4 separate regions of the Homo sapiens genome follow, and regions 2, 3 and 4 are each linked to region 1. The links are chromatin loops, found by intact Hi-C in ENCODE. Cell type or tissue: B cell. All regions are shown on one strand.

Evidence for each region. A loop is a pair of places that touch in the nucleus more often than their neighbours do. Peaks named below come from ENCODE experiments on the same cell type or tissue, not always from the same donor. Only the 100,000 strongest peaks of a DNase experiment are listed, where the experiment ranks them.
Region 2: a loop joins it to region 1, with 5 times the contacts of the local background. A loop is called at or near these places in 11 of 110 quality-filtered maps.
Region 3: a loop joins it to region 1, with 7 times the contacts of the local background. A loop is called at or near these places in 48 of 110 quality-filtered maps.
Region 4: a loop joins it to region 1, with 3 times the contacts of the local background. A loop is called at or near these places in 3 of 110 quality-filtered maps.

What each region holds. Positions count from the first base shown.
Region 1 is chr2:64,763,110-64,771,109 of GRCh38, reverse strand. It overlaps LOC105374777 (a long non-coding RNA gene), which reads left to right and starts at 2,913. Exons shown (of 6, transcript XR_940177.3): 1 at 2,913-3,064; 2 at 3,239-3,537; 3 at 4,811-4,846. RefSeq lists a silencer at 2,730-3,229 and an enhancer at 2,628-3,473. In B cell, no CTCF peak of the experiment used is centred here; DNase peaks (open chromatin) are centred at 3,199 and 3,889; H3K4me3 peaks cover 2,148 bases; H3K27ac peaks cover 2,417 bases.
Region 2 is chr2:64,583,976-64,591,975 of GRCh38, reverse strand. AFTPH (aftiphilin) reads right to left here. Exons shown (of 10, transcript NM_203437.4): 9 at 6,431-6,554; 10 at 1-88. The region is part of intron 3 of LOC105374773 (a long non-coding RNA gene); the gene reads left to right. Among named protein-coding and RNA genes, the nearest start is that of LINC02579, 19 kb to the left of the region's middle. In B cell, CTCF peaks have their summits at 4,684 and 4,890; a DNase peak (open chromatin) is centred at 4,895; H3K27ac peaks cover 401 bases.
Region 3 is chr2:64,815,388-64,823,387 of GRCh38, reverse strand. It overlaps the pseudogene RN7SL341P. Among named protein-coding and RNA genes, the nearest start is that of LINC01800, 44 kb to the left of the region's middle. In B cell, no CTCF peak of the experiment used is centred here; a DNase peak (open chromatin) is centred at 3,327; H3K4me3 peaks cover 991 bases; H3K27ac peaks cover 3,225 bases.
Region 4 is chr2:65,025,844-65,033,843 of GRCh38, reverse strand. It overlaps LINC02576 (long intergenic non-protein coding RNA 2576), which reads right to left and starts at 3,117. Exons shown (of 3, transcript NR_183398.1): 1 at 3,032-3,117; 2 at 2,585-2,898. RefSeq lists an enhancer at 1,904-2,767. In B cell, no CTCF peak of the experiment used is centred here; DNase peaks (open chromatin) are centred at 2,183, 3,173, 6,553, 7,983 and 4 weaker places; H3K4me3 peaks cover 2,406 bases; H3K27ac peaks cover 6,421 bases.

The sequences.
Region 1 (8,000 bases):
TGTGGCTGCCTGCACTCAATCCGGTAGGGTCTGGGACTCCTCCAATGTCTGCTGACCTAAGTGTTGGCTCATCTCTGGGGCTGTTGCCAACCTGTCTCTGATCAAGGCTCTTCCCACTACAACTGTACTGCTCCCCACCCTCATCTTTTGCCACTGCTGCCCAAGCTGCAGCGTCTTGCTCGGGGCCTGCCTCATCACTGCTGACAGCTGCTGTTGCCGCGACTGCTCCTGGTAATGGATCTGCTCTCTTGCTGCTGGAAGGAGCCAACTCTCCTGCTCTGTGCAGATAAAGGCTTTGCTCCCCAAACTTGATAGCACAGCTTAGGACAGTTTAGGGTCCTCTCAGAAATCCTTGCTCTTTCAGGTTTACAGATTCTCCTTAAAAGGACCTGAATCAAGTTCCAAAGGAACAAAGGTGATTGTCATAGTGCTCTCTTTGCAGAATTGTAGACCTCTGTAAACACAGACCTGGGTCCCTAAGTGATAAATAAGAGAGAGCTACTGCAACTGTCCCTCACTAGATGATGAGTTTTCAGGTCCTCGTGGTTGGGAATGGCCTTTATCTCCTCCTTGTTCAGAGGGGTTCATATTACAGGCTTTGGAGCTAGACAGCGGTTTGAGTCCTGGTCTACTACTCATTAGCCTTGTGACCAAAGGCAAATAAACCCTTAATCACTCCTCTCTGCTTTGGTTTTCTCATGTGTAAAATAAGAGTATTAATATATATCTCAAAGTCCTCTTGTTGCTAAATGAGATACTGAGATTAAAGCACATAGATTAAATGAGATACTGTGTTAAAGCACATAGCAGAGTACCTAGCATAAAATAAATTTCAATACTGATACAATATGATTATTATTTTAGAGTCTTAACCCTGCTGGCTAGAACCTGACTTTTGGATGCTCAAATCTTTACAATGTTTTGAAGGGTGTGAGGCTGGCATGTGGGGCTAGGATTGCTCATGACCTATAGCTTGTTCTTGATTCCCCTTCAATCTAGGTCCTGGCTGGCAGAAAGCAGGTTTGGTAACTTAGGCAGGCAGAAGAGGTGGCAGGATGGAGGAAGGGCTCCTGATACAGAGCTGGTACCCACAAAGACAAACCTGTCAGTTACCCTGCACTTCTCTCTCCTCAGCTGGACAACTCTTCCTCATCTCTGCATGTTGTCATTGCTGCCACTGGTTGTAGGTTTTTCTGTCATGGCTGCACCACATTCATTTCTATCTGGTATCACTTGCGGAGAAACGTGATCTGTGCTATGTCCAGGCCCCGCCCAACCTGGGGGTCAGCCCTGGCAAAGAGAACTGCCTCCTAGATATTTATCATAATTGCACAACCCCCACTCCTACCTCGCCCCCTCACCCTGGGACCACTCACACACCTTCTTACCTCCAAATATTTCAGCCACAAACAGCATGCTTTTTGTTAAAATGTTAACCATTCTTTTGCCTGATTTTTTTCTCACGTCCCACATCTAGGAGCTATTTCTGATTTGCTTGGTTGATAAAGGGTTGTACTTTGTACTCTAAACCACACCCAGAGGAAACAGCAAAGTGGCCAGACATTCCGCAGATGAGGACAAATGCAAAAAAATGAGACCAAGGAGATGGCACTTCATGGGTGAATGAAAGATGCCAGTCTCTTTCACATACTATATAATCAAAATTTTACTTTAAGATAAGTGGAGGGTGGCATGCTGGCTCACACCTGTAATACCAGCACTTTTGGGAGGCCAAGTTGGGAGGCTCCCTTAAGGCCAGGTGTTGGAGACCGGCCTGAGCAACATGGTGAGATCCCATTTCTAAATAATAATAATATGATAATAATAATAAACGGATGTTGTAAAATCCCTATTTAGAGACCTAATTTGAAAATACTTCCCCCCCCACCGCCGCTTTTCCTGCATGCCTTTTTTATTGTAAGCAAGCACCCAAGCACCCTAGATATTACAGAGGTTTGTGATTTATTCAGCTAAGACGGTTTGACCCATATGTAAGTATAAAATCCCAGTATCCCCGACTCCCTGAAAGTGGAACTACAACACATTATTTCCCTCAGATAAAATGCAATGAAATTCTCTTGTCCCCTCCCTACCCCAGGAACGCTTGAGCCCTTAAGGGAACAGAACTTATGGCAGTAGGAAGAAAAAATCATGCAGATACAGTTACTTGTGACAAAAAAAAAAAAGAGGAAATGAATTGGAGAAAACAAATTATGAGAGGGATGGAAATAAAACCAGCACTTCGAAAAGGGCAGAAGAACCCAAAGAAAGCGCCAATCAAAAGGGAGAAAGAATTGCAGCACCAAAAAAAAAAAAAAAAAAAAAAAAGGTGCAAACTGGGGCAAATGTATGTGTGTAGGGAGAGAGGGAAGGAGGAAAAGAAGGAGGGAGGGAGAGAGGGAGGGATACCTGGACAGGGTCAAGCTGGAAGAACAAGCAGCGCAAGACAGGAGTCGGGGTGGGGGAATCCCAGAAAAATCTGTTTACAAAAAGACAGGCTTATGGAAATTCCAAAAGTGACTTTAGAGATTCAGATCCAAAATAGAAAAGGACCCAAATACACACATGTCTGTGTGTATTTTAACCAACTGCTGATGTTCTATCTAGACTGGAGGAAATTCTCCCCGGCCTTGAACAGACGCTGTGAGATTTTAGATTTCAAGAGACCTAAATTATCTTCCACGTAGCCTCTTACTGCGCCCCCGCGGCCCGCTTGCCCCAGGCCAAGCCCTCGGGCGCGGCTGGGACACAGCGAGAACGCGCGGTGCGCTGGGGCTGCCCCCTCGCAACTCCCTCGCATTGTCTGCCCGCCTCCCAGTGTCTCCGCTTCCCAGGCGCGCTCGGGTTATTGTTCTCCCTTCGCGGGCAGGGAGGAGGGTAGGACCGGACGGGGGAGGCAGCCGGGGGATGCGGGAGGCGGCGATCGGCTGCCACCCGAGCAGGGGCGCCTCGGTCCTTCGCACCCCGCCGTCCCTCCGCTGAAGACCGTGCGCCCCGGAGTGGGTCTAACGCAACCCTGAGCTCGGGTTCTGCAGAGGACCGGGTCCCCTGCCCCTGCCTGCAGGTCTCCAGCTCCTAGGAGGGAGAGGGGCGCGGGCCAGGGCGGGGAGCGGGAAGCCGGGCGGGCGTCCCGGTGCCGCGCAGTGGCTCCCGCGGGCTGCCTGGGCGCTTTCGGCTCGGGGGAGGGACGCTATGACGCACCCTGTCGGTATTAGAACACTTCACCTTCTATTTATAGACACTCCTCCGACCGCGGACCTAGCTGGCCCTCCCTCTCCTTGCCTTCATCGTGAACGAAAAATCCTACCTAGAATGGGAGATGCTAATACACAATGATCGGAAAGAATTCAATTTTGTGTATCCCTTTGTAATTCCAAGTATGAATTGCAGGTCTAATGATCTCTCTCTGGCCCAAGGAATTCCCCAATTTTCTAAAGCTTTAAAACCTACACTACTTTATTTTACATCCCTTCTAAATATGTCAAATTCGTCTCTTGTGAGTTCATGAAATATTCGCCAAGAATTTGCTCAAGCTGGGTAAGACGTAAGCCCATCGAATTCAGGGAAGGGATGTTTCTAGCTGGCTTTCTGTATCTGCGGAACCCTAGCAATTCTAAACGTAGCATTTATTCGGGAAGAGAGAGCATGTAAAGGAAAAATATTGCACATTTCAAACAAAAGCAAAGTTTGTCTTAGTGTTGTTGTTTTTTTTAATTGTGGCTTTTGGATACTGACTTCGTGCTTTTAGCTGTACACTAACCGTGTAATTATAGGTGATTAAAAATAGTTCTTACCTAGTCACGTTAACATTTGCAGTAATTAAAACGGGGAATTTTTTTAACGGTAATTTATTTCTTATAATTTGGTTGGTCTGCTGCAGTCAGCACTGAAGAGGAAGCCTGATTATCTTTCATCTTGGTTTCTAGTCAGTTTCACTTTCTAAACTCCACATACTCCAGAGTCGACTGCCTTTTAGATTTATTAAGAAAAAGGATTGGATATACATACATAGATATAGGTTTGTTTTTTAAAGCCTAACTAAACCATGGCTTGGTTACCATGCCAATTATTCTATAACCACAAAATTCAAGTAGAGTAGCATACAATGTACTGTTCTTGCTAACAACTAGTCTATGAAGTGGGGGTGTCTGTAAAAACAGCATTATTACATGGTTTTGCTGAGGAGAGTACTGTGCCCTACCACTGTATGAGTACTTAAACAACAACCACAATAGCAATTGTTAACAGTGCATTCATTATAAAACACCCATTTGATGGCAGGACCCTCATGAAAGACAATTTGGCAACTGCACTTACCCTTGGATCCAGTCATTTCATTTCTAGAAGTTTATGCTACAGATGCAGTACTTACATGTGAAGTCATTGGTTGTTGCAATGTGTGTACTAGCAAAAGGTTAGAAACAATATTAATGTCCCACAATCATGGTACATCTATATAATGAACTGTTATGTGGCCTTGAAGAAGATTAAAACAATCCCTTTATGTACTGATAGGGAAGTATCTCCAAGATATTGTTAAGTGAAAAAAGAAAGGTGCAGAAACAATATAAACTACTATGATTTACTTTAGAAAAATAAGTATACATGGTATATATGAACTTGTATATATATTCAAATTATATATATGAAACCTGTAACAATGTTTGCCTTCTGGGAGGTAACTGAGAGGCTAGGATGGGAGAGAAAATTATTTTCCATGATCTATCCTTTTGTATCTTGGAATTGAGTATGTATCATCTATTAAAAATTTTTTAACTAAAAATACCCTTAATTTTTTTTCTAAATTTAGGCACATATGGCAGGCAGATCTCTCTTTAATTTACAGGTGAGTTAATCTTTGGAGGGAAATCTTCAGTTTCTTCTTTTGCTTGTCTGTGGAGGCCTGAGGGTACATAGTAGACACTCAATATTTGTAGAAGTTCTGTTTTGGGATTATTATTTTAGAGAAGTTTACTGGGAAACAAACAAAGCTAATCTTTCATCCTTAGCATGCTTTTTAAAAATTTTTTATGGGTACATAGTAGGTGTATATTTTATGGAGTACATGAAATATTTTGATACAGGCAAACAATACATACTTATCACATCAGGGTAAATAGCGTATACCTCAAACACTTAACTTTCTTTTAGTTTATACTAAAAGAAACATTCCAATTATACTCTTAGTTATTTTTAAACGTGCAGTGAATTATTGTTGACTGTAATCACCCTGTTGTGCTATCAAATACCAGAGCTTATTCATTCTAACTCTAGTTTTGTACCCATTAGCCATCCCCACTTCTGCCATCCCCGACTACCTTTCCCAGCCTCTGGTAACCATCATTCTACTCTCTATCTTCATGAGTTCAATTGTTTTAATTTTTAGCTCCCACAATTGAGTAAGAACATGTGAAGTTTGTCTTTCTTTGTCTGGTTTATTTCACTTAACATGATGTCTTCCAGCCCCATCCATGTTGTTGAAAATGACAGGATCTCATTCTTTTTTATGGCTGAATACTTCTCCATTGTGTATATGTACCACATTTTCTTTATCCATTCATCTGTTAATGGACATTCACTTTGCTTCCAAATTTTGGCTATTGTGAATAGTGCTGCAATAAACATGGGAGTGCAAATATCTCACTGAGATACTGATTTCCTTTATTTTGGGTATATATCTAGTAGTGGGATTGCTGGGTCAGATGGTCGTTCTGTTTTTAGTTTTTTGAGGAACCTCCGTACTGTTCTTCCTCAGCACTCTCAACCTAGCTGGACCTAATCTATGAATCACCATAGAAATCATTTGCTCAAAGCTTGGTAGACCTGTGTTATCAGCATTTTAAAAAGCATTCTGTTGTTCATATTTTTTCCTCTATTCTTGTGGCATGTTAGGAATAGAAGTAACGGCAGAGTTAAAGGTCTACTGAGTATCCATTATAAAATAATTATGTAAAAAATTTATAACATCAATTTTACGTTACACCAGAGTGTAACTTAAAACAAAGATCTGTTTATCAGAATTCACATTTCCTACAATGGCTTTCTGTACTAGAGATCAAGTAGTTAGATTCCAAAATATTCCAGTGAGGTAATGTGTACACAGTCCTTCTGCCTGTTACAAAAGTGAAAAAGCACAGGCATTGAGATAGAAAAGGGGTTGTGCACTACAGGAGTCATGCCAGAAATAAGCCAAATGATTTGTTTTCAATTCCATTGTAGGTGTTTCTTACATAGGTTTATGTATAAGTTAGTGTTGTTACTCTTCAGTACAATAGGAAAGGGTGCAGGATTGATGGTGCCAGGGCGGTTTCCCTTCAGAGGACCCAGCACTAATGCCCTGTGATGAAGATTTTGATGAAGACAAAGAGGAAGAAGAGGAGGAGGGATATATTTGAATAAATGGAAATATTTTGAGTGTATCTGTATATGAGCTAATGTACACAGAGCACTTTACCAGAGCCTGGCAGATAAGAAGAGCTCAAAATAGATTTATTATTGGAATGAGGAGAGATTTACAATAGTCTCTTGGGTCACAAGTTGTGGTTAGGGTCATAGAGTAGGGCTGCTCACTGCCCATATTCCACTTTCTTAAGAACCACAAAATTCCTGTGCAAACTTTCCACCAAAGTAGACCACTTTCGTGATTTGTACTCTCTCTATGCACCAGCTATACTATTTATAGGGACCTTTTTGAAAGCTTTTAAAAACTTTAATTCAGGCTACCTTTGCTCTCTACTTCAGTTTAGCTTTGCTCTAAGCAATAATCATGGCTTTTAGGTGTCAGCGATATATATATTATATATTTAATATAATATATATGAATATGCAATATTCATATATTAGAATAAAACATATTCTGTATATTAGAATAAGAAACGTTTGTAAGGCTGCTGAAAGTATCTCATGTAGCACGTCTACCCAGTTGGGATACGGGAAAGGCAAGATCACAACGTACTTGTCCTTAAGGATCCTGCAGATATGCTATAACCTGAAGAGGACTTTATAACATACTTGGCAGCTACTCCTCCCCTTCCACATCCTAGATTTGGTTAGGGGTGGCTGTCCTGAAGCTGGAAAAACATGCCATGTACCTGCTGTTTGTGCTACAAGGAAGACACTTCCAGAGCAGAAAGCTTTTCCAGTCCTGGCCACACATGGTTAGGTCTGCTGTGTATCCATGTATGTCTGCGTATCTATATTCTAGTGCATTCCTGCATTGGTGCTGGTCTCAGCTCAGACATAACCTTTCAGACAAATATACTCCAGTCAGCTACTTAAGAGCAACAAGATTAAATTCTGTGGGTGGTGAAGAAGTTGGGTGTTTTCCCGGAAGAGCCTCAGTTTCTATAACCTATCTGGCAAAATCTCAGGATACAGAGACTGAGGCTGGGGAAAACCTTATCTTCTGGAATTGGCCTAAGATATATAGGCCTATATTATATCATGCACACAAAAGAGTATATTAAATGAAAGTGTACAGCTTAAGAAATAATCATAAATCGACACTCATGTGTCTACCACCCAGCTTAAGAAATAGAACATTACTAGCCCCTTGGAAGTCACTGTGAGCCCATTTCTGAGCACATTTGCCTCCCTGGCCCCACCTCAGGAGCTATCATCCTGAATTTCATCTTTCTATGTAGTTTTACTGCCTACATATATATTACTGAATAACATGGTGTTTAATTTTGTCTGCTTTTGAACTATATATAGATAGAAGCTTTGGTGACTTGCTTTTTTCACTATCTTTTTAAGCCCCATCCAGTCCTTTCCTTCCTCTTTCCACTGCAAGCCTCCATAGTGCCCCTCTTGGATTCTTGTGTTTCTCTCCTGACCAGGCTCTCTGTTGTCAGATTGTTTCCTCCAGAATTCATCGTACAAACCACCACCAAATACTCACCTTAAAAAGCAATGTTGACTTAAAAATCATTTTCTAGAAGCACATGCAGTATTATGAGAAATGATTACCATATATTGTTACATTTACACATTTTGTACGA
Region 2 (8,000 bases), 180 kb after region 1:
CACCTTGGCATGCATGAATGTTAAGTCAGGAAGGCCAGCGATCACCTTGATAGCTTCTTCACTTAGGTGCTCTTCTCTTTTCGGTTTCCTACTGACAAATGAAAAAAAGACAAGTGTGTTAATGTGACTTTGCTGTAGGTAAAATGGGAGACAATCCACTCTCAAGGTAGACAGTTAGCAATCTGTGGGGACTTGAGTATTTTTTCCTCTGCTAGTTCCTGAATCTTGTAATACTTTTGTGCAGTATGCTTCCTGTGCCAAATGCCAAATCTCATGAAGAGTGACGTGCGGCCTATTTATGTTCATTAAAGCTAGGCATGCACACACAGATACTCACATGCACACCTAGACAGCTCGTGTACTTTCTAGCCTTTACATTAGGCTAGAAGCATCTACCCAGGCATAATTTTAAAATGTTACTAAACAGAAATATAAATCTGAAGCCTTAGTAACACTCCACCTAACTGGGTTTTTCCCTGCCCCTCCACCCGCTAAAACTACCTCAGCCTGAAACAAAGTGTGCCCAGGGAAAGACTAAGTCATTTTAACCTCAGGCTCTCTTTATCCCCAGTGGGGAATTCCAGGAGAGAAAGCTCTCAGCTCAGAAGACCCAGTCTCAGCCTGTTGGGATACAGACAGCAGGTCCAAAAGCAGCAGCACTAGGGCTGGTTGCTGGTGTTATTATGCACGTACACAGGCAGGACGGAACTCTGGGTGAGGGAAATCTCAAATCCTATGGGTCCTGTAGATGAAGTAGATTTTGCTGCACTGGCCCCCGATATGGGAAATTAGCAGTTTGGTGCCTAACACAGACAAGAAAATGCCTGGTGACCCAGGTCTACTCAGCAGGTGAGCCACAGAAAATGCCAAATGAGCCTCAAATTGGGCACATGATTGCAATTCAAACTTTTTCTGGGATATTAAATATATTAAAGGAGTAGTTATACATATTATTCGCTTTAGACCAAAAATCATTTCAAGTTGTTCATTATAAAAAGCCTAATAATTCTCTTTTATGGTAAAGGATAGCTGGTATTCTTAGATGTGACACAAGGTATTTCTTTGACCTAAATGTTTCCTTTTTCCTTGGATGGGGTGCAGGAAGCCAGGAGGTAAAGCAAGAAAGGAAGGATAGCTACAGGCTTTTTTATTCCTAGGACTTTTCTGTTACCACTTTGAATCCAGACTGAAATAAAAAGATTTTATAGAATGAATGAAAAATCCAACGACTTTTAGGACTAAAGTTTTTCAAAAGGGAAAAAGCATCAGGCATATAGCAGATGAACCAAATACTGCATTCAGTACTAGGTTCTTAGAAGAATGGAATAGCAATCCAACATTTTTTTCTGATGAAAATCTACATTTTTAATTGCACTTAAATAGTGGCAAAACTATTATGTGGACGTTTGATGGGGAACTGGATATCTGCATCATTCCAAAGTAAAACCAGATACATGACAAGTGAAAACCTGGAACTGTATAATGGAAAAGGTCAGTTTCTCACCAATCGTCAATCTCAGCACCACTAACAATGGAGTCAACCAGATGTATGGATCTTCTGATGTGATATAACACCTAGGATGCATTCTAGCCAAAATATTTACCCTGAATTCAGCAAGCCTTTAGATATAATTTCCAATTTACAGGAAAATAGGGAGATAGAGAACACAGCAAATATTACTTGAAGGAAGCAAACAGACAAATCCAGAGCTTTTAGGACATTCTGTAGGACACCTATACTAATCTTTATATAAGCTACTGTTAATAAGAAAACAGAAGGAATGAGGAGATATGCTAGGTTAAAAGGGACTTAAGAGCCCCAACAGCCAGGTACAATAGTCTTCAATTGAATACTGGTTTGTACAAAGCTGAGAAAGGATAGTTGGAGAAATCTGAATATAGCCTAAGTAGATGAAATGAAAACTCACTGAAATGGACAGAGATCACTGACTAAGACTAGGTCAATTTTAGAGGTCAATTCACTATGACCTCTAAAATCTCATTTTTGGTGGAAACCCCCCCCCCCCCCCCATATATGTATTTGCATAGGAAAAGATCTGAAAGAATTACACTAAGGAATTATAGTGATCCTGAATGGTAAGAATGTGATACTTTCATTTTTAATTTTTTTTGGTCCGGATTTCCTAACTTTCTAAAAATATACTTTACTACTTCTATAATGATAAATGGTTATTTAAAACAACAGTGAATAAATGCGCACCTAAATGGACTTTCCCATTTGTGGAGTGCAGTTTGGGTGTAGGAACAGACAGCAAAAAATAAGTTTTTACCTAAGAAACAGTTGGTAAAGATTATTCTAGGGTTTTAAACAATTGCCTTATTTCAGAGGCAATATGAAATTATATTTTAAAATAAAAAGTTTACACAGTTCATAGTTTGTGCATTTATCTGTGGTCATTGTGCATGGGTGTGAGCTAGTCTTCTTAGAATATGGGAAGAAGCAAACACTTAAGGAGAATTTGAAAATAAAAAGTTATATCATGATCATTTCTCAAAGGCAGTGACCTAATTTTGATCTATTCCTCTCTAGTGAAGATTTATCCTTTTTATCAATGGAATATAATTGAGAATATAATTGAGAGTCCAGGAAAAAAACATGATCAATTGTTTTTTAATTTTTGTTTTTGACAAATGTGCCAAAACCTTTCAGTGGGGGAAATCATTTCAACAGTTTTCAGACAACTGGATATCCACCTGCACAAGAATGAATGTGGACTCCTACCTCATACCATATACAGAAATTAATTCAAAATGGATTAAAGACCTAAATGTAAGAGTTGAAATTATAAAACTCTTAGGAGAAAATCTAGGTATAAATCTTTGTGACCATGAATTGGGCAATGATTTCTTAGATATGATACCTAAATCACAAGAAAAATTAGATCTTATCAAAATTAAAAGCTTTTGTGTGTCAAAGAATACTATCAAGATAATGAAAAGACAACCTGCAGAATTGGAAAAGATATCTTCAAATCATTTCTCTGATAAAGGCTTAGTATCCAGAATATACTTAAAAATCTTACAACCTAACAATAAAAAGACAAATTATCCAATTAAAATATAGGCAAATGGCTGGGCACAGTGGCTCATGCCTGTAATCTCAATACTTTGGGAGGCTGAGGAGGGAGATCGCTTGAGCTCAAGAGTTCAAGACCGGCCTGGGGCAACATACTGAGACCTTGTCTCTACTAAAACAAAAACAAAAAAGGCAAAGGATCTGAACAGATATTTCTCCACAGAAGATATACAAATAGTCGATAAACACATGAAAAGATGCTCAACATGATTAGCTATCAGGGAAATGCAAACAAAAATGTCAATGAGATATCACTTCAAACCCACTGGGATGGCTATAACCAAAAAGACCAATAACAAGTGTTGGTAAGAATGTGGAGAACTTGGAATGTATATTACTGGTGGGAATGTAAAATGGTGCCATCACTTTGGAAAAGTTTGGCAGTTCCCCAAAGAAGTTAGAGTTCCTATAAGACCCAGAAATTCCACTCCTAACAGAGTTGGAAACATCTGTCCACACAAAAACGTATACACAAGTGTTCACAGCAGCAACACTACTCATAATAGTCAAAAAGTGAAAACAACCCAATTATCAACTGATTAATGGAAAAGCAAAATGTGCTATTTCCAATGAAATATTATGCAGCCAAAAAACAAATACGGATACATACTACAACATGAATGAACTTGAGAACAGAATGCTAAGCAAAACCGAGACACAAAAGGCTGCAGACTATAGAATTCCATCTATATGAAATAACCAGAAAAGACAAATCTGTAGAGACAGAAAGCAGATTAGTAGTTGCCAGGGCCTGGGGAACGAGAGGGATAAGGAGTGACTGCTAATGGGTACAGGGTTTCTTTTTGGGGTGATAAAAATGTTTTGGAATTAGATAGTGATGATGGTTGCACAACCTTGTGAATATACTAAAAACCAGTGAATTGAACACCTGAATGAATTATAAATTTTTATCTCAATAAAAAGGCCTAAAAAAGAATAAAATTTCTTTGACCTGCATAAACTTCAGTTACAGGTCTATGGCTACTAACTAGCTGTCACTAATTAGTAGTGATTTAGAATAGGAAGTAATTTTCCTCCATATTAGGAAAGTTAGGCAAGAAGATGGAACTATTTTAAAACTAAGAACTTGCACTTCTTTAAAAAACTCAAAGTGAGAAGTCACTTTCACAACTTGTGTTCCAAAAGAGAAGAGCACATATAAATTCCCTGAGACACTCAAAGGCACTTAGTAAAGAGTACTGGATATTGTTTGGTCCATGTCAAATTTCTTCTACCTTGACCACTGTTTAACTCCTTCTTACCCTATAGTCTATCAAAATGCCTTTTCACTTTATCTTCTGCTTATTGGCAATAGCCAAGAAGATTTTGCTGAGCTTTATTTTTTGCAGTTTACTTTATTCAAGAGAAAAATGAAAGAAAACCTAAAAATAAGATACTAAAAATGCTTTCTGAAATTATGCTACCAGCCTGTCTCTGCTCTGTACGATTGAGAATCACTCGTTGGGACATTTTACAGTATTTTAAGACTTGCGGGCATTTGTATTTTTTTACCATTTTCAAATGACATTTCTCAAAACAGAAAATACAAAGTTGGCAACCTGTTCTCTCCAATTTATTTTGTTTTAAATATGATGCTGGACAGGTCCTAGCGAGTAACTCAATACAGAATTAGCAGACATTAACTCCAGGATACATTATTAGTTCATTCCCTATTAGTATAGAACAAGAGAAAAAATGAAAATAGCTTCTTAAAGTGATAGGGCTTGGAAGAGTTCTCTAGATTCAGCATGTTTCAAGGATGAGTTAACGAATTAGGAGAACAAGTTAAGGTGGTTTAGAGCTCCTCCTAATGGCACGAAATGAATTCTCATCATTGGGATTTTCAAAACTTCTATAGTTCTTTGGTCAGTGAGACTGCAGGGGAAACAAAGGAAGGAAAGAGTAGAACTGTCCCAGAAAGGGTTGTCCTAAAAATAGCAGGGGGAAACCCAAACAATAAAAGCATCCTTTTTGGTTTTTAAGTCAAATGTGTGTTAGCTTTTAGTTAACATATACAAATTTCTCATCCATTTTTTTCTATGAGAGGAGTTTCGATTTGAAGAAGTGATTTATTTGGAAAGAAAAAAATTTAAAAAAAGCCACATAGCCACATTTACAAGTAGGTTCATTGAAGAGGAGGCTTTGGCAATGCCAGGTGGCATACTGCAAAGACATGGGGCTATGAGAACAATGGAGAGAACTGGCAGACAAACAAGGATTTACATGCTACAAAGCCATTCTAGGGAAAAGTTAAGGGTAGTCTAATGTATAATAATGTATTTCATAATTATAAATATTAAAGGCAATAAGAAAAATCTGGGGGAATAAAAGCACACAAAGTTTAAAAGACAATATGATAATTCAAGCTAAAGTTAAGAGAGAGAAACATTTATTATTCACAATAAAAAAGGCTTTTTTAAATGGATGTCTTTCTATAGAAGAATCTATTTAAAATATAAACCTGAATTTAACATGTGATTGGGATGTATTTATTCAGGAGAAAGAGCTATAACACTTCTTTTAAAGTAGGCAACTAATAGGTAAATAGTTCCACTTTAAAATGCTGATGCATCACAGATTTGAGACAGCAGAGCTGGCGTGTCAATCAACCAGTATTTGCTTTTGCACTAGTGATTTCCTGGTTCAGAATAGTATCTTCCTGTTAGAAACTGGCTTAGTCTTATGGTTAACAATAACTCAAAGCAATGGATTGTACTAGCCTAATCATATGAAACTAAAGATTCTCTGAATCGCAAACACATGGCCCGAGTGACATTCCGTGCCTTTAGTTCCAACACAGGGAGATGGTAATTGCTCTTCAATAGGCCATGCCTCTGAAGGGGCTTCTAGAAAGCCTGGTAAAGTAAGGCTTTACCTCCCAAATCAGAGGTGCATGTCAATGAAAATTCCAAGAACCATCTTAGCCTGCAAGTAAAAAGATCAGCCTAGGTGACTCCAGGATTACAAAACTGGGTTCTCAAAGATGATCTTCTCAGTAATTATGAAGAGAAAGGGAGAGTGTTTCTATAATGGCTTTATGATCACAATACTTAATCAGAATTAGTCTCTACAAAGTGAGGTGGGGGGGCAGGGGGTGGGGGAAGAAAACCACATCTGTCAGCCTTGGCCAATCTCTTATGAAATAATCCTGTTCTAATAAAGTTCATAATTAAACATAATTTGATAATATTTTCTGGACTTGGGCATCGACTGACTTTTATAAAGCAAGTTGTGATATAATATATTGAAATGCTGTCAACTGACATGCTTTTTCCTTTGGGTCGTTTTATCTCAGAATTCAAAATGTGGGTATAATTGACACTATTTATTTACCTGGTAGATGTGCTTGTCTTCTCTACTGTAGACATGAGTCTTGCAAATGCATCAGTCACTTTGAGGCTTGAGGTGGAGATTTCCAGCTTAGAAGTTGTTAACTCATACAACTCCGGATCCACACCTTATAGTATAAAATGATAGTCAGTGATGGCAGGCTGCAATGGGTTACCCAGTTAGCCACAATCCAAGATGCAAAAGGCAATATTCTGTAAACATCTGAGTGTTTTACAAACAGAACATATCTTTAGAACACTGCAATACTGCATTTATTTTTTACAGTATAAACTCCACTTTTTGGAGTTTTTATAAAACAGGAAAAGACTTTTCAAATTCCATTTTGGAACGAATATATCCTTAAGCTAGCATTTATGCAGCAGATGCTACCCAAATACTTCTAAAATTTCTATCTGCTATAGAAAACTCCCCCAATTTGGATTAGGATGTGATATAAAATTATCAATGTTTTATAAATAGAATGCACATGATGTGACACCCCATTTTTCAATTAACTAATCTCATTTTAAAAATTTTCCTGTTTCCTCACCTCCTTATTTTTTCTCTATTTTCTTCCACAGAAAAAGATTTAGAAGCTACCACAAAGTCTCAAACATGGTAAATGATCTGGTTAGTTTAAATATATCATGACTGGCCAGGCGCGGTGGCTCACGCCTGTAATCCCAGCACTTTGGGAGGCCGAGGCGGGCAGATCACAAAGTCAGGAGATCAAGACCGTCCTGGCTAAAACGGTGAAACCCCGTCTCTACTAAAAATACAAAAAATTAGCCGGGCATGGTGGTGGGCGCCTGTAGTCCCAGCTACTCAGGAGGCTGGGGCAGGAGAATGGCATGAACCCGGAAGGCGGAGCTTGCAGTGAGCCGAGATCACGCCACTGCACTCCAGCCTGGGTGACAGAACAAGACTGCGTCTCAAAAAAAAAAAAAAAAAAAAATCATGACTAAGGACTAATCATAAACATATACCACATAGCTCTTTCTTCAGGTTAGAGGTGGGGAGGGTAAAAGATTTTCAGAAAAGGTGAGTAAAAGTACTACTTTTGAACAAAATGAAAATTCTTGTCTACAGGGTTAATTTCTGTAGTCTCATGTCTGAATCTGGTAGTCATTAGTTCAAATATCTTGTTAGAGTAATTCAAAAGGAAGCTCAGAGGGTTAGATTTATTGCAAAAATTGATTTAAAAAATCTCCCCCATCTGACTGCATTAAAATACATATAACTTTGTGTATTTCTCATGTAATACAGATTTATAGCAATGATGACAACAATAACATTAAAAAGAACAGTTTAAATATTTTAAACTTAAGTTACACTTTGAATAATATTCAGAGTAAAAAAAAAAATTTTTAATCCTACACTCTCCTGGTACCAGCAAATAACTTGAGAAAAAAAGTTCATGAGTTGCCGGGCGTTAACAGCAAAGCAAAATTCTAAGGAAGAATGTCTTAGAGCTTCTGAAATTTTTACTTATTATTTCTTTAAAAAAATGCCCTGTAAGATCAGCAGATCAAGTTATATATAAATAACATATATAAATGCATATATTTAGATT
Region 3 (8,000 bases), 52 kb before region 1:
GGCTGCACAGTTGTCATCTCTAAGGCTGGCAGCCCAGGATCCCTGAGTTGATGCCCTGGACTGGGACCTCGGCTTCCTCACAGACTGGTAGAAGTGGACATGCCAATGCTTGCCTTGGCTTCCATGGCCAAGTCGTCTGTGAGCTCATGGTGCACCACTGAGGCCTCCTAAAATGAAAGTGGGAGGTCAAAGTTCAGGGTTATGCAAGCAGGAGCCTAGGCCAAGGAAATTTGAAGTTTTACTGCTAATGGGACCTCCTGGCAGAAGCAGCCTTGGAATATTCTGATTCCTGGATAATCCTCAAATGCTAATCAATGAATAGGGAAACTGATTCTTAGAGGAGTAGTTTCCAATCTGTCCCTTTTCCAGAGCTATAGCCAGTTTAATCTGAATTTCATGCTCCAAAGCTCCCCGTCCCCTGGGGGTGTGATATGAAGTAAAGTGGTCAAGGTTCTGAGAGCAAGCCTGGCTTCTAGAGATAGGTGTACCCAAATGGGAATGGTAACCCCTAGAACAAGTAGCTAGAATTAGCAAGGCTTTCCAATCTTCTGGTTTTCATAGAAGTTCTTGCCTTGAGGACTGAATGGATTGATAGCGAGAGCCTAGAAATTAGGTTTGCCTGTTAGTGGCCAAGCATTTCTGTGGCTACTACCTTCTCTAGACCTCCTTAAGGTCAAAGTCTTCTCTAGTGTAGGGGTGTGTTAATCCGTTCTCATGTTGCTATAAAGGAATGTCTGAGACTGGGTTATTTGTAAAGAAAAGAGGTTTAATTGGCTCACAGTTCTGCAGGCTATACAAGAAGCATGACACCAACATCTGCTCAGCTTCTGGTGAGGGAATCAGGAAGCTTCCAATCATGGTGGAAGGTGAAGGGGGAGCCAGCATGTCACACGGTAAGAGCAGGAGCAAGGCCAGGGGTGGGGAGCAGGGAGGTGCCACCCTCTTTTAAGCAACCAGATCTCATGTGAACTCAGAGTGAGAACTCACTCATTATCCTGAGGACAGCACCGAGCCATTCGTGAGGGATCCACCTCCATGACTAGTGAGTGGACCCACTAGGCCCACCTCCAAACACTGGGGATCACATTCAACATGAGATTTGGAGGGGACAAAACATCCAAACCATAGCAAGGGGTGAAGAGAAAACTTCCCCTTCACCCTCTAAAGGCTTGCTGAAAATCAACTGACCAAAGACAGATTAATAGGAGAAAAGGTATACAAATTTTTATTTTTAGGTGTACAGCTCGGGGGAATTGAAGGAGAATAATTACTCAATAACCCAACAAGGTACAGATGCTTATACACCCTTCTTCACAGGACAAGGGAGATGGGAGAAATGTGGCAATTCGAAGGATAGTAAATAATTTTTAGGGGAAAATAAATGGACTTGGAGAGCATACAATGGCCTGGGACAAAGTCTGTTGAGCCTGCAGAGCAGGTTTGTGACAAAAGTCTGTCTAGGTGTGTTGACAGACATCAGTCTTTCTTCCTGCAATATCAGTTCAGTTAATGAAAACTTGGGAAAGGGACCAGAGGTCATTGTTGTCTTCTTTGGTGAGTCTGAACTTTAGGCAGATAAGTGATCTTTGGAGAACAATTTATCCCGTGCTTTGGAAGAGACAGAGAATTGAGAAACAGGACTAGGCAGGGAGTGGCGGGGAGGTCAGAGAGACCTTGCTGGGCATGGTGGCTCACGCCTGTAATCCCAGCGCTTTGGGAGGCCAAGGCAGGCAGATCACCTGAGGTCAGGAGTTTGAGAGCCTGACCAACATGCAGAAACCCCGTCTCTACTGAAAATACAAAAGTAGCCGGGCGTGGTGGCACATGCCTCTAATCCCAGCTACTCGGGAGGCTGAGGCAGGAGAATTGCTTGAACCTGGGAAGCGGATATTGCGGTGAGCCGAGATCGCGTCATTGCACTCCAGCCTGGGTAACAAGAGTGAAACTCCGTCTCAAAAAACAAAACAAAACCAAACAAACAAAAAAGAGAACTTGAGGCTGCTTCTTCAGTCCAGCATGTCAAAGCACCATATTTTAGAATATCAATTTCTGAGCCCCAACATATTTAATAATGACCATTCAGCTAGACAGCCAGGAGTGGCTGCCTTCTCTTCATCAGAGCAGGAGCTGGAGCTCTGAAGAAGGAGGTAGGAATGGGGACCCTGGCCAAGAATAGGGTGTTAGGGACTCCCATGCCTGCTTGCAATTATCTTCCCCATGCTAGGCTCCGGCCCCCAACAAGCTTTAGTGCAAGTCACACTCCTATGCCCTGAAGGATACAGAAAGGCCACAGGAAGTTTGCCATCTGATAGAGGAGGGAGTCAGGCCTACCTATAAGATAAGGAACCAGTGCCCCAAATAAAGCATGAGCAGGGAATGCATAGTTCTGTTCCCAGAGGAAATAATCCTGAAGCTGTGTGATGTGGTTCTGTTAAGGTTGCCCCATTATTTTCATACAACTTTGGTATTATTTTAAGTAATAGCAGAAACTAACATACTAAGACTTTATTAGAGTCAGATGTGTGCTAAGAACTTTTTAATCTAATTTGATTTTGTTAGAGACAGGGTCTCACTCTGTCACTCAGACTAGAGTGTAGTGGTCTGATCATAGCTCACTGTAGCCTTAACCTTCTGGGTCAAGCCATCCTGTTGCTTCAGCCTCCTGAGTAGCTAAGGCTACAGAGCATGTGCCATCATGTCCCAAATTAAAAAAAATTTTTTTTTTTGTAGATACAGGCTCTTACTATGTTGCCCAGGCTGGTCTTGAACTCCTAACCTCAAGAGATTCTCTCAACTTGGCCTCCCAATGCACTGGGATTATAGGCGTGAACCACCACGCCTGGCCCTTGTGCCATGTACTTTAAATTCATGGAGCTATTTAGTTGCCATGACAACACTAGGAGGAAAGTACTCTTACTATTATTATTTCCATTTTACGGATAAGGAAACCGACCCTCAAAGAAGTTAAATGCTAGTCCTAAAATGGTCCACCTGGTAAGAGGTGGAGCCAGAATTTTAGTCCACTTTGGTCCAATCTTGAAGTTTGAGTTGTCAATGTGATGCTATGCTGGACATTTGAAAGTACCTAGAGGAACATTGAAGGCAGCTCTGAAGAAGTGGGTCCTGATTTTGGCGTCAGTACTATCCAGCTCTGTGGCCTTACAGCAGTCCCTGTCAAGGGTTCGGTTTTCTCCCTGCTTGTTTTAATGGTTGGGCCAAATGACTACAAATGTGCCTTTCATTTCTAAAAATGCTCTCAAATCTAGGATTTTCAAGTTCCTAAAAATGAAACCAACTTATGCTCACTCTTGTTAATGTCTAAATCCGGAAGAACATTTACGAGGCAAATAAGGTACAGTCATACCCACTCACTCTCTGGCTTCCGAGGAGACTGCTGTGAAGGATGAAGTGTGGTGGCAGGGGTGGGAGAGGGGTACGGGGGTGGGGAACCCACAATCGTGTTGACAGGAACTCACTGAACATACTCTAGTATTTGTACAGTGTGTATCAGGATAGACTGCTGTGTCAAACAGCCCCAAAGTTTTAATGGCTTAACCCAAGAAAAGCTTATTTCTAACTTAGGAACAGCCCAACCTAAGTGTCCTAGTTGGCTCTCTCCAAGGGGCTCTTCTCCAGGGAGCGTCTCAGAAACCCAGGCTCCTCCTCTCTCATGGTTCTGCCTGTCTGCTGGGCCCTCAGAGTACTTTGTTTTTGGTTGGAGAGAAGTTTTAGTGTGCAGGAAAATAGCATATTTGACTTCTGTTCCATTGCATGGGCTAGAATTAGTCACATGGTTCCACCTAACTTCCCACAACAAACTGGGACATAGGGAACTTACTCTATCAGTCATAAAGACGCTCCACAGATGTCCTCTCTGGTTGTTGATGACCCATTTTCCCACCATGACTGTTCATGTGACAAACCTGAGTGTCCCTTGGGAGGAATAAAATGACCCCCCTTTCCTTCCTTGATTCTCTAAAAGAAAGTAATGGAACTTTCTTTAAAGAGTGCAAGAACTTTCTTCAGGGTCTTGTCCTGGGATCAAAGGTAACAATAATATTAATAGTAGCTAGCATTTACTGAGCATATATTATACATCAAGCAGCTACATGCATTATCTTAGAGTGAGGGCAAATCTCAAGGTCTGGATGAGAAGTGTAAAATTGAGCAATGATGCAATTGTATTTACTTTTTCTATAAATGACTTTAATTTCTATTTTGAATGTCCATTCTGCTAGGTGGCAGCATCCTTATTTCATTGATTTGGGTCCCTGCCCTATCCCAAGTTTTGTCTAAGTTCCCAGGTGATGGGCGGTAGCTAGGACTTGCTATTACGTGTGCTTATCTACCCACAGTGGCACCTGTCGTTATGTTGCAGTGTGAGGGCTGACATTCTTGCAGGCTTCTGCTTGATGGTCCTCCTTTACTCCATATCTAAAACCCATCACTCTCTTTGCTACCTCAAAACCACTTCGTAGTTCACAGGGAGCAAGCCACTGTTTCCAGCACCTGGTTCTGACCTACAGCCTTTCTGTCTGAGCACATTTTGAAAACAATTCCTCTGCCCTGGGGACAGGAGGCACCAGTCCTCTCTGCTTTCCTGTCACTCATCATTGCAGATCAGGGACTCTAGATCAAGTCCCTGGGCAAGGAGCAAGCTGCAGGCCCCTCTCTCAGGGACCCTGCCAACTTTCTGCCTCGCTTTGCTTCTTTCCTCCCTTCCATAGTCCTGATAATCCCATATTCCTGGAGACAGGGCAATCTGATTGTTTTTCCAGTTCCAATATTTAGGGCACAAACTTGACACCTTCAATTATTTCAGACTTATACTTTTTTTTTTTTTTTTCTGAGACAGTCTTGCTCTGTCACCTGGGCTGGAATGCAGTGGTGCAATCTCGACTCACTGCAAACTCCACCTCCCAGGTTCAAGCCATCCTCTTGCCTCAGCCTCCAAGTAGCTGGGACTACAGATCCTGCCACCAAGCCCAGTTAAATTTTGTATTTTTAGTAGAGATGGGGTTTTGCCATGTTGGCCAGGTTGATTTCAGACTCCTGACCTCAGGTGATCTGCCAGCCTCGGCCTCCCAAAGTGCTGGGATTACAGGCCTGAGCCACTGCGCCAGGCCCAGACTTAAACTTTGCAGTTCAAAAGGCTTTCTTCTGACAGCTCCTAAACTGTTGTGCTGCTTTTCTGTCATGTCATTTGCCCCCTGAGGCAATGAATGCTGCAAGGCAGTAAAAGACTACAGACGAAATGGGAGAAGGCCAAGAGATATAGGACATAAATACAGTGTTTAAAAAAAAAAAAAACTTAAAAATTTCCCAAAATATTTTCCCTGTCACAATCTCACTGAATTCTCAGTGACCATCCTGCAATAGAGGTGCCATTAATATTTCTGTTTTTTAAGAGGGTCACATTGGCCAGGTGCGGTGGCTCGTGCCTGTAATCCCAGCACTTTGGGAGGCTGAGGCGGGAGGATTACCTGAGGTCAGGAGTTCGAGACCAGCCTGGCCAACATGGTGAAACCCCGTCTCTACTAAAAATACAAAAATTAGCTGGGTGTGGTGGCACACGCCTGTAATCCCAGCTACTCAGGAAGCTGAGGCAGGAGAATTGCTTGAGCCAGGAGGCGGAGGTTGCTGTGAGCCGAGATTGTGCTACTGCACTCCAGCCTGGCAGACAGAGCGAGACTCTGTCACACACACACACACAAAAGAGGGTCTCACTATGTTGCCCAGGCTGAAGTGCAGTGGTTATCCACAGGCACCATCCCACTATTGATCAGCCCTGGAACTTTGACCTGCTCCATTTCTGACCTGGGTTGGTTCACCTCTCCTTAGGCAACCTGGTGGTTCCCTGCTCCTGGGAGATCACTGTATTGATGCTAAATTTAGTGCAAACACCTGATGGTCACAGCTCACTGCAGCCCAGAACACCTAGGCTCAAGTGATCCTCCCGCCTCAGCCTCCACAGTAGGTGGGACTACAGGTGCGTGCCACCACACCTAGCTACTATCTCTGACAAAAGAAGACACTAAGCTACATTCTTAAGATACTTTGCAAGGACACTTCTCCATGTACTACGTGTGGAAAAAGTTAAGGTTATTTTGAATTGGCAAAAAGTTAGGATTGGGGTACTTAAAAGGTATTCACTGTTTTTTTTCTTTTAAGGGTGAACATAAACTCACTGATCTAAAATCTTGCCTAATGACAAGTCTTAGACTTCTTTAACAAATTCCTAAGGCACACTTGAAATTTGTAAGTAAGCCTATTATTTGGAAATGGATAAAACAACAGGTTTGTGAACTATCCTCTTAATTAAGTTAAACTCCCTCTTGCAATCTCTTCTAATGATTAGCTTATTAGAAAAATCCTTTTGTTTGCCAAGAGTGTGAATGTAAAGTTTGCTTAATTATTCGGTAATATTGATTGAGGCGATTTTGAGGCCCCTGTCTAAAGAATAATTAGTTTTTAACTCTCTAGTTTGCAGCGTTTCCTCCCCTCAACTTTTGAATCTTTCCCTAAAATTTAAGTTTTTTTCTTTTTCTGTTTTTTTGAGACAGAGTTTCTCTCTGTCGCCCAGGCTGGAATGCAGTGGTGCAATCTCAGCTCTCTGTAACCTCCACCTCCTGAGTTCAAGCAATCCTTGTGCCTCAGCCTCCAGAGTAGCCGAGACTACAAGCACGTGCCACCATGCTCGGCTAATTTTTGTATTTTTAGTAGAGACGGGGTTTTGCCAGGTTGGCCAGCCTGGTTTCAAACTCCTGACCTCAAGTGATCCGCCCACCTTGGCCTCCCAAAGTGCTGGGATTACAGGCGTGATCCATCATGCCTGGCCTGAAGTTTATTGACTGAATACTTGCTGGGCACTGACTGGATGCTGGGGCCTGTGTGGGCACTGGGGAAGCAGGAGGCTTTATGCCCTAAGGTGGGGCCTGGAAGCCTCTCAAAGGAGAGAAGGTAGTGAGGCCATGAAAGAGGTACTTAGAATGAGAAGTTTAAGGCAGTGCCTGCCTCAGACCAGGTGCCAATTAAATGTTTGAGGTATGGATCAAAGTTGTGTTGGGGAAGAAGGAAAACCTTTTTCCTCTACCCTCTTAGGTTCAGTGACTGGGACCCTGCAAAATAAGCTGACAGGTGAACAGGAGAAAAATGTTCATTTGATATGCCTAGAGAAGACCTCTCAGAAATGAAATGAAAACTCTAGAAAGGTGGTCAGACCACAAGCCTTATCTACCATCCAAACAAAGGGCAATGTATTTGTGGAGAAGTGGCAAGACAAAGGAAAAGCGTTTTGAGCTTCCAGGGGTGGTTAATTGTGGGAAGGTGAATATATGGGGAAGCCAATGGCCGATAAGGGTTTTTAGTAAAGTTTGTGTGTGCAGGCTCATCTCAGTGCTGACTTGCCATCTTCTTCATGGCCATAAAACTCCCCTGAAAGGACTGATGGAAACTGTCATTTCTCAGAAGTTTCTGCTCTTAGATAAAGAAAGCTTTGAGAAGTCTTTGTGCATCTGTTGATTCTCAATGGCATTCAACTCAAAATAACCCATACAACAAAGTGGCATATTTTCAGGCAGTATATTCTGCTCCCCTTCAGCTGCAGGGGATGCTAAAAAAAATAAAATAGGAAATACCTTCTATACCTTCTCTAGTCTCTCTTGGGAGAATAACTCAACTTCCCATAGAATGCTCCTTCGCTGACCTGCCTTGACAGAATCTCAGTGCCCCAGGGTGAGTGGGCCTTTCTTATATCCAGTGAAGCACATTCTTACCTTAGTCTCATAGAGCCACACAGCACAGCAGAAAGATTTGGAGCAGCATGGGACCCAGTATCAGGGCTGACCCCAACACAGACAAGCACATGAGCCTTTGGAGAGAGTGGGTTACCACAGGGGCAGTAGCCGGGGATGGGTGTTGGGGAACACGGCTAGGGCTCTCATTTTTAAAAGAAACCTGGTAAAAAGTTATTCTTGAAGCTCACAGAACTTTGCTCGGGA
Region 4 (8,000 bases), 260 kb before region 1:
TCTTGTATGAATGGAATACAATGGTTGCTAAGTGAATGAATGAATTTTATGATAATTATAATCAATTACAGTTAGTACCAGCTATATGCTAGCCCTGCCCAGAGAGATGCTCTTTTACCAACTGGTGTGAACCCGTGGTTCTCAGACTTTACCTGGTATCAGAATCATCTGCAGGGCTTGTTAAAACTCAGATGGCTGGGCCTTACCCCAGAAAAATTTACATTTCTAACAGGTTTCTAGGTGATGCTGGTCAGGCATACACTTTGGCTTAATGATTCTAGGCCAACTGGCCATTCTGAGGAGAAATTTGACAGATTTTGGCCTGGTATTCCTTTCTGCCTCTCTGGGTGAAAAGATTAATTGCAGATGGGTTTGGGGAAAAAAACTCTGAACTTTATTTTTTGATACTTAGCCACAGGGTGGCCCCCTAGCTCCAATAATTACTCCATAGCCCCCACTCCCACCGCATTAAAACACCTTTTGTTATTTGGAGAACTTCCAAGCCATTTCTCTCTCTCTCTCTTTTTTTTTTTTTTTTTTTTGCTTGTTTGTTTGTTTGAGACAGAGTCTCACTCTGTTGCTCAGGCTGGAGTGCAGTGGTGCGATCTCAGCCTCACTGCAACCTCCTCCTCCTAGGTTCAAGCGATTCTCGTGCCTCAGCCTCCCAAGTAGCTGGGATTACAGGCGTGCACCACCATGCCTGGGTAATTTTTTTTTTTTTTTTTTTTTTTTTTGGTATTTTTAGTAGAGACGGGGTTTGCCATGTTGGCCAGGCTGGTTTTGAACTCCTGACCTCAAGCGATCTGCCCCCCTCAGCCTCCCAAAGTGTTGGGATTACAGACGTGAGCCACTGTGCCCGGCCTCTCTCTCTCTCTCTCTCCCCACTCCCCCCACCCCCACCCCCACCCCCCATCCCCCCAACCTTTCTGTCTTTAAATGTAGCTCTAAGGCCACTAGTTTGTTATTCACAACAGGCCGGCCCTTTCATGCATGGGATATGGTGGTGGTTTCCTCAGTAATGTAGGACTCTGGCTCTGTTAGAAGCGACTGTTGTCTTAGACAGAAATGGCACAGGAAAGTAGGTTTGTAAGTCAGAGATCACATGATATCAGAAAATGAAAGGAGATTTCATTTTAGCCCCCAGGAGGGACCCACACACAGGACAAACATCCACTCTTTTGTAGCCCATGCCGCTCTGCACAGGAGGGTCACCCCCTAAGCCTCACCCAGAAGCTCCTCCAAACCTCTTGTCACTGTAGTGGAGAGGAGAGGACCTTTCCTCCCGCTTCCAGCTGCCCTTCATCTCACTCCCAGACAGATAAGAGGGCTGAGGACTGGTAGGAGTGAATGACAAGGACAGAGGGCTGAGGGCTGTGGATGCCACCTTCCTGGGCTGTCACCCCTGGCCTGGTGTTGGTATCTGAAAAGGGGGGAGCGGGCTGGCAGTGACAGACAAAGTGGTGAGTGCAGGGGAATAGGCCCAATCTGCGACCCACGGTCCTCCCTCTCCTCCCCTCTACACCTGTCCTCCTGCTTCTCTTTCTCTGTAGAGTGAAACCCAATTCCAAACGTTAACAGAGTCTGGAAAAGGCATCCAAGTAAAAAAGTGCAAAAGTTGAAAATAGCCTTCCACGTTATAAGGGAGGTTCCACTCCCAGAAAGATAATGACGACTATAAAATTCCAAATGGCACTCTGCCCACTAGCCACATTCTTCAATAACACGGTCTTAGCAGTTTCACGTGTTATTTACAGGTGAAGAGGCAGTAGATCTTTTTTCCCACTGAGGTCTCATTGAGGATATAGATAGGCTGCTTCGGATACTACTGGTAATTTTAATTGTTTCAGTTTCATAAAATGTATGAGACTACACTTCTTATCACAAATATCGTTACTTCACTTCTTTCACTTAGAGAGAGAGGAAGAGGGGTGGAATAAAAGAACAAAGGCAGTGCAATAAAATACTCAAAATAGCTGTAAGACAAATATTGCTCAACAAAGTTGGTGGCAGCACAGAAACAGACCCACTGGCTGGTAGGCAGCAGCACTATGAGAGGGTTTGATGTATTCGCTCATTCACAAAGCCTGCCTTTGTCATGTAATAGGCACTTAGGGGAATCCAGAGCTTGTCTGGAATAGGGGGATGCGTCCTGCAAACAGAAGCAGTTCCAGACCCTGCAGGTTGGCTAGCCAAAGCCCAGCTAACTCCCATCAGGTGTACCTTCCTGAGCTGCACAGACGGAAAACCACAAACTGCTTTTTCAGACTTCCTTGCAGGTCTGCCAAGCAGAGCACCTGTGTGAAACTCAGAAGCTGCAGCTGGGAAGGTGGGCATGGGCCGTATGGGGTAGAGCTTGCTGGGAGATCTGATTGGGGTAGCTCTGAGGGAGGCTCCACTGCCCGGTTCCTAATGTCACAGGTGTGGGCAAGCACCTGCTGCGGAAACTCAGCACTCTTAACTACATTGTTCCTGGCTATTAGCCACCCACCTGTTTCCCTATCCGTCCCAGAAATTCTGTACATTCTTTAATTCTTCCCTGTAATCAGTGCTTTTCTGCTTTGTTGTCTGTACTTGGAACACTTACCAAGAAATTAACCAAATCAGAGATACTCAGCATGGGCTTGAGGAAGATGTGTTTTGACATCATTTTCTCCAAATCTCTCGAAGTTTGTGACAAGTCTTTTTCTGCTACACTTTCTTCTAGTTCCTGTTCACAGTTTTGACCTCTTCCTCCATTTTCTCTGATGTTTAGCTGATTTTTACCGTCTGTTCCATCATCCAGTTCTCCAAGGTGTTCATTTTGACATCCAGCCTGACACTTCCTTCGCACTTTTGTGGCACCTCTAGCACTGCCACTTGCTTGGTTTTTGACAGCTGGTACCATCAACAAACAAATGCCTTGGGGAAGAAAACATGTCAATTCGCATGGCTTGAAATGCAGGAACAAAACAGAAGTGCACACCGACCCGGAGCTTACAGTACAGCGTGCCATGAGAGCTTGCATTGGCCAAAAGCATGCAAGAATACTCACTGTAGCTGATGCATGTTGTAAAAGTCTGCATGAACTCTGTTCTTCAGTGCTGCAATTTCTGATGTGAACAGCACCATCAGCTTTACACAGAACAATACTCAGTGTGGCATATGTACTTTTATTATGCAAAAGAGCGGATGGCAGGACGTTTGAATATAGGGAAGTTGAAAGTCACCTGGAAATGCTTCATGCAAATAGCACTAACTAGGAAGAGAAGGCACCTGTGCTAAGAAAGGGATGTGAAGCGGCCAGTCCAGGATTTGCAGCCTTGTTTGTGTGTTACTATAGAATCGCCTGGGCTCTTTTAAAAAATATTTATTTATTTATTTATTTATTTATTTATTTAGAGACGGAGTCTCTCTCTTGCCCAGGCTGGAGCGCAGTGGCGCAATCTCAGCTCACTGCAACCTCTGCCTCCAGGGTTCAAGCGATTCTCCTGCCTCAGCCTCCTGAGTAGCTGGGATTACAGGCGAGTGCCACCATGCCTGGCTAATTTTTTTTTTATCTTTAGTAGAGGTGGGGCTTCACTATGTTGGCCAGGCTGGTCTTGAACTCCTGACCTCAGGTGATCCGCCTGCCTCAGCCTCTCAAAGTGCTGGGATTACAGGTGTGAGCCACTGCACACGGCCTGGGCTCTTTTTAAAAATGCCAATATATGGCAAAAAACAAAACAAAAATAAAGAGGAAAGTGGGGAGAAGGCCAGGGAAGTTTGGAGGACCCCAGGATTCCACTCACCTTACTGACCCTAGTGGTGTATTGGCTTTTTTAAGACAAGGTCTCACTGTTTCCTAGGCTGAAGTGCAGCAGCATGAACATGGGTCACTGCAGCCTTAACCTCCTGGGTTCAAATGATCATCCCACCTCAGCCTCCCGAGTAGCTGAGACCACAGGCACGTGCTACCACACCTGGCTAATTTTTAAAATTTTTTTGTAGAGATAGAGTCTCACTATGTTACCCAGGCTAGTCTCGAACGCCTGGGCTCAAGTGATTCTACTGCCTTGGCCTCCCAAAGTGCTGGGATTACAGGAGCGAGCCACCATACCAGGCCACTTTCCCCTTTATAAAAATTTAAAAAGAAAAGAAAATCCCAGTATTCAGGCACAAACCCAAACCAGTTTAATCAGAATCTTTGTGGGTGGAGTGCTGGTGGGTTGGTTTTTTGTTTTTTTTTTTTAGCGTGGATGAATCTAATGAGCCTTCAACATTGAGAACCAGTGGATAGGGCTTCTACTCTGCCCTATTTATCCTTGTGAATGTGGCTTTTCTTCCTCTTTCCACAGGCATTGTCTGAGGCTTTCAAATAAGTAACCTCGTGGGTTTTTGTAGTAAGTAGCATTTGTGGCTGGAGGCCAGCTTCCCATTCAAAGACTGTCTCTTCTTAAAGAATTCTTGATTCTTGGCCAGGCTTGGTGGCTCACACCTGTAATCCCAGCACTTTGGGAGGCCAAGGCGGGCGTATCATGAGGTCCGGAGTTTGAGACCAGCCTGGCCAATATGGTGAAACCTCTTCTCTACTAAAAATAGAAAAATTAGCTGGGTGTGGTGGCACACGCCTGTTGTTACAGCTACTCAGGAGGCTGAGGCAAAAGAATTGCTTGAACCTGGGAGGCGGAGGTTGCAGTGAGCCGAGATCGAGCCACTCCACTCCATCCTGGGCAACAGAGCGAGACTCCATCTCAAAAAAAAAAAAAAAAAAAAAAAGAATTCTTGATTCTTAATGGAACCACAGGTAGTCAGCAAGATGAAAAATGGAAATGATGATTCTGTAATTGTCCATGTTACAACAACCAGAGTATGAATTGCATTGCAGTTTTTTTGTTTGTTTTTTGTTTTTGAGACATTGTATTGCAAGACACCAATAGAGGCACTTACAGAGTCTCGCTCTATTGCCCAGGCTGGAGTGCAATGGTGTGATCTCAGCTCACTGCAACCTCTGCCTCCTGGGTTCAAGCAATTCTCCTGTCTCAGCCTCCTGAGTAGCTGGGACTACAGGCGTGCGCCACCACACCTGGCTAATTTTTGTAGAGATGGGGTTTCACCATGTTGGTCAGGCTGGCCTTGAACTCCTGACCTCAGGTGATCCACCTGCCTCAGCCTCCCAAAGTGCTGGGATTACAGGCGTGAGCCACTATGCCTGGCCTGCATTTCAGTTTTATCTGGGGAAAGATCATCTCCTTGGCTGACAGAGTGTAAACAAGAGTAGATTTCCCCTCAAATGAGGTCATCCATGGCCACTGTAGTTAGAGGCTTTTGGGAAATTACCTAGAATGGAGTTTTCCAGAAAAGACCATGAACCAGGGTGCCCACAGATGCTGAGGGTACTAGGTCTGTGATTCTCAAACACTCACATGCCCAAGTATTTGCCAGGAGCTTGTTAAATGCAGAATTCCTAGGCTGCCCACAGTGCTGCTGACCCGGCAGTTGTCAGCCTTGGCTGAAACCCCTGGGCAGCTTTGAAAATACTGGTGCTTGGGTCCCACCCCCAGAAATTTTGGTTATTTGCTTTCAGGTATGGCCTGGGCATGGGATTTTTCAGGGTTCCCAGAGTAGTGTAATATGCATCCAGATTGGGAACCACAGGCAAGAAAAGTGCCACTGTGGACTCTTATTCCTGGTCTGCTGTCCCTCTTGGAAAGTCTTCCTTTCCAATTTTCCTTCACATTCTATCAGCAGTGGAGTAGAAGAGACTTAGAACTCAGGGACCGTCTAGTCCAACCCCGCAGTTCACAGATGAGGAAAACAAGGCCAGGAAGGGGAAGTGGCCGGCCCAAGGACACACGGCTACTACCAAGTCAGCCCCAGAGTACATCCGGCTCACTCTCTCATGGTCCTGCTCCCATCATGCAGCCTACTGTGGAACACAGGGAATTTTATCTGAAGGAAAACACTACAGTAAAACATTAGAAATAAGGAATGATAACGATTCAGTCCTCTAAAGATTTTTAAAGTTCTTCATCCATTTGTCACTTCATACTATCTTCTATATGTATAAAGTGGTGCTGGGTACCCAGGGGCAATGACTCACGTTCCCAGCAGGCCACGGATTTACTAAAAATGGGTGTGCTTTTGTCCTTGACTCTCACTCTTAGGGACAGATTGGATTTGGGTTTTGATGGAAGAGCTGAGCTTCCAGGGAAGTATTTTAGCAGTTGATGGTTGCTTTCTTTCTTAAATCTCCATGGATATGTATACATCAGGTATCTTGTATATATCAGGCTAATGCTTTTCAGTGTGCTTTAGTGAAGTGGAAATGGGTGAGATCAGGGATTCCTGGACAAGTGACTCCTCAGCTAGCACTTTATTGAGGAAGAGACCCTGCTATGCCCACTTTCTCTGTGTGTAGGGGTGTGGGGTGTGGGGTGTGGGGGGAGGTTCTGCTAATGGGGGCTGCTCCCCTGGGGAGCCCTACAAGCCCAAGTCATCCTAGGGCTCGGCAAAGACTTGCCAGAATTTCAGTACCTCATTTTGTTGCAGACCAAAAACTGATAATAGGAAAATCATCCATGCGTCCCTGCTATGAGTGTCAAGCCACCTGTTCACGTACGTCATCCCAATGTCCTGGGGACATTTTTCTGATTTAAAAGCAAATGAAAATATTTTTGTAGGGCTGGAGCAGCGGCTCATGCCTGTAATCTCAGCACTTTGGGAGGCTAAGGTGGGACAATCGCTTTAGCCCAGAAGGTGGAGGCTGCAGTGAGCTGTGATCATGCTACCGTACTCCAGCCTGGGCAACAGAGCAACACCTTGTTTCAAAATAATAATAATAATTTTGTGGGCCCCTAAAAGCATTGTGGGCCTCAGGTCCTGCGAGTCCTGTGCCTCATGGGCAAGTCAGCCCTGACGGGGTGGAGGGAAACACCCACGCTTGGCCTCTGTCGCTCATGCTGCTAATGTGCTGGGGCACTACCCATGGGCCGTACAGAAACAGGCAGTGGGCTGGCTGTGGCCTGTGAGCCATAGTTTGCTGACCATTGCTCTAGATGACCAAGGTGTAATTAGCTGAGATAATTTCTGATGGCTCACAGGACAGCCAAGAAAAGACATGGTCATCCAAAGTGACTGGTAACCGCTACAGAGAGTCTTCCATTGGGCCCTAATTACCACCCCGCTCCTACACCCCTGGTTTTTTCTTCTCACTTTGTGAAAAGTAAAAGCGTACACTTATTAAACATAAATGGCTTGTAATCCCAGCACTTTGGGAGGCCAAGGCGGGCAGATCACTTGAGGTTAGGAGTTCTAGACCAGCCCTGGCCAACATGGCGAAACCCCGTCTATACTAAAAAAAATACAAAAATTAGCTGAGTGTGGTGGAGCAAGCCTGTAATCCCAGCTCCTCGGGAGGCTGAGGCAGGAGAATTACTTGAGCCCGGGAGGTGGAGGTTGCAGTGAACCGAGATGGCACCTCTGTACTCCAGCCTGGGTGAGAGAGCGAGACTCCATCCCCCAAAAGCAAACAAGCCACATAAGTGTATAGCTTAATGAATTATCACAAAGCAAACACCCATCCAGATCAAGAAATAGAGCATTCCCAGCACTTCCACAGGCTGCTCTCCCCGCACCTAAAGGAAACTATGAAACTGACTTCTCCCCTGTAGATCAGTTTGTTGGGTTTATAACACTGTGCTCTTTAGCATCGGGGCTCTTTCAGGCCTGACCATTGTTGTACTGTGTTTCTGGAAGGACTGAATGGAGTGGGCTACCACTCACAAGATCTCAGGGCCATGCTTTTGTCATGAGATTGGTTGTCTTAGAGGGGCTTGGAGGTGAGGAAGGCATGTGAGCAATCCAGCTAGCCAACCCAGGGTGCTCTGAGGACTAGAGAGAGAAAAGGTTCATTGATACCACAAAGTGCATAGCCACAAACACAGATGCTTTGTTAGAGGAACACCACAAATGGAAAAATCATGACTAGTGAAGCTGATTAAGGAAGTTCCTCTAGACTGCAACCCTATTGCTTTGAAACTGAT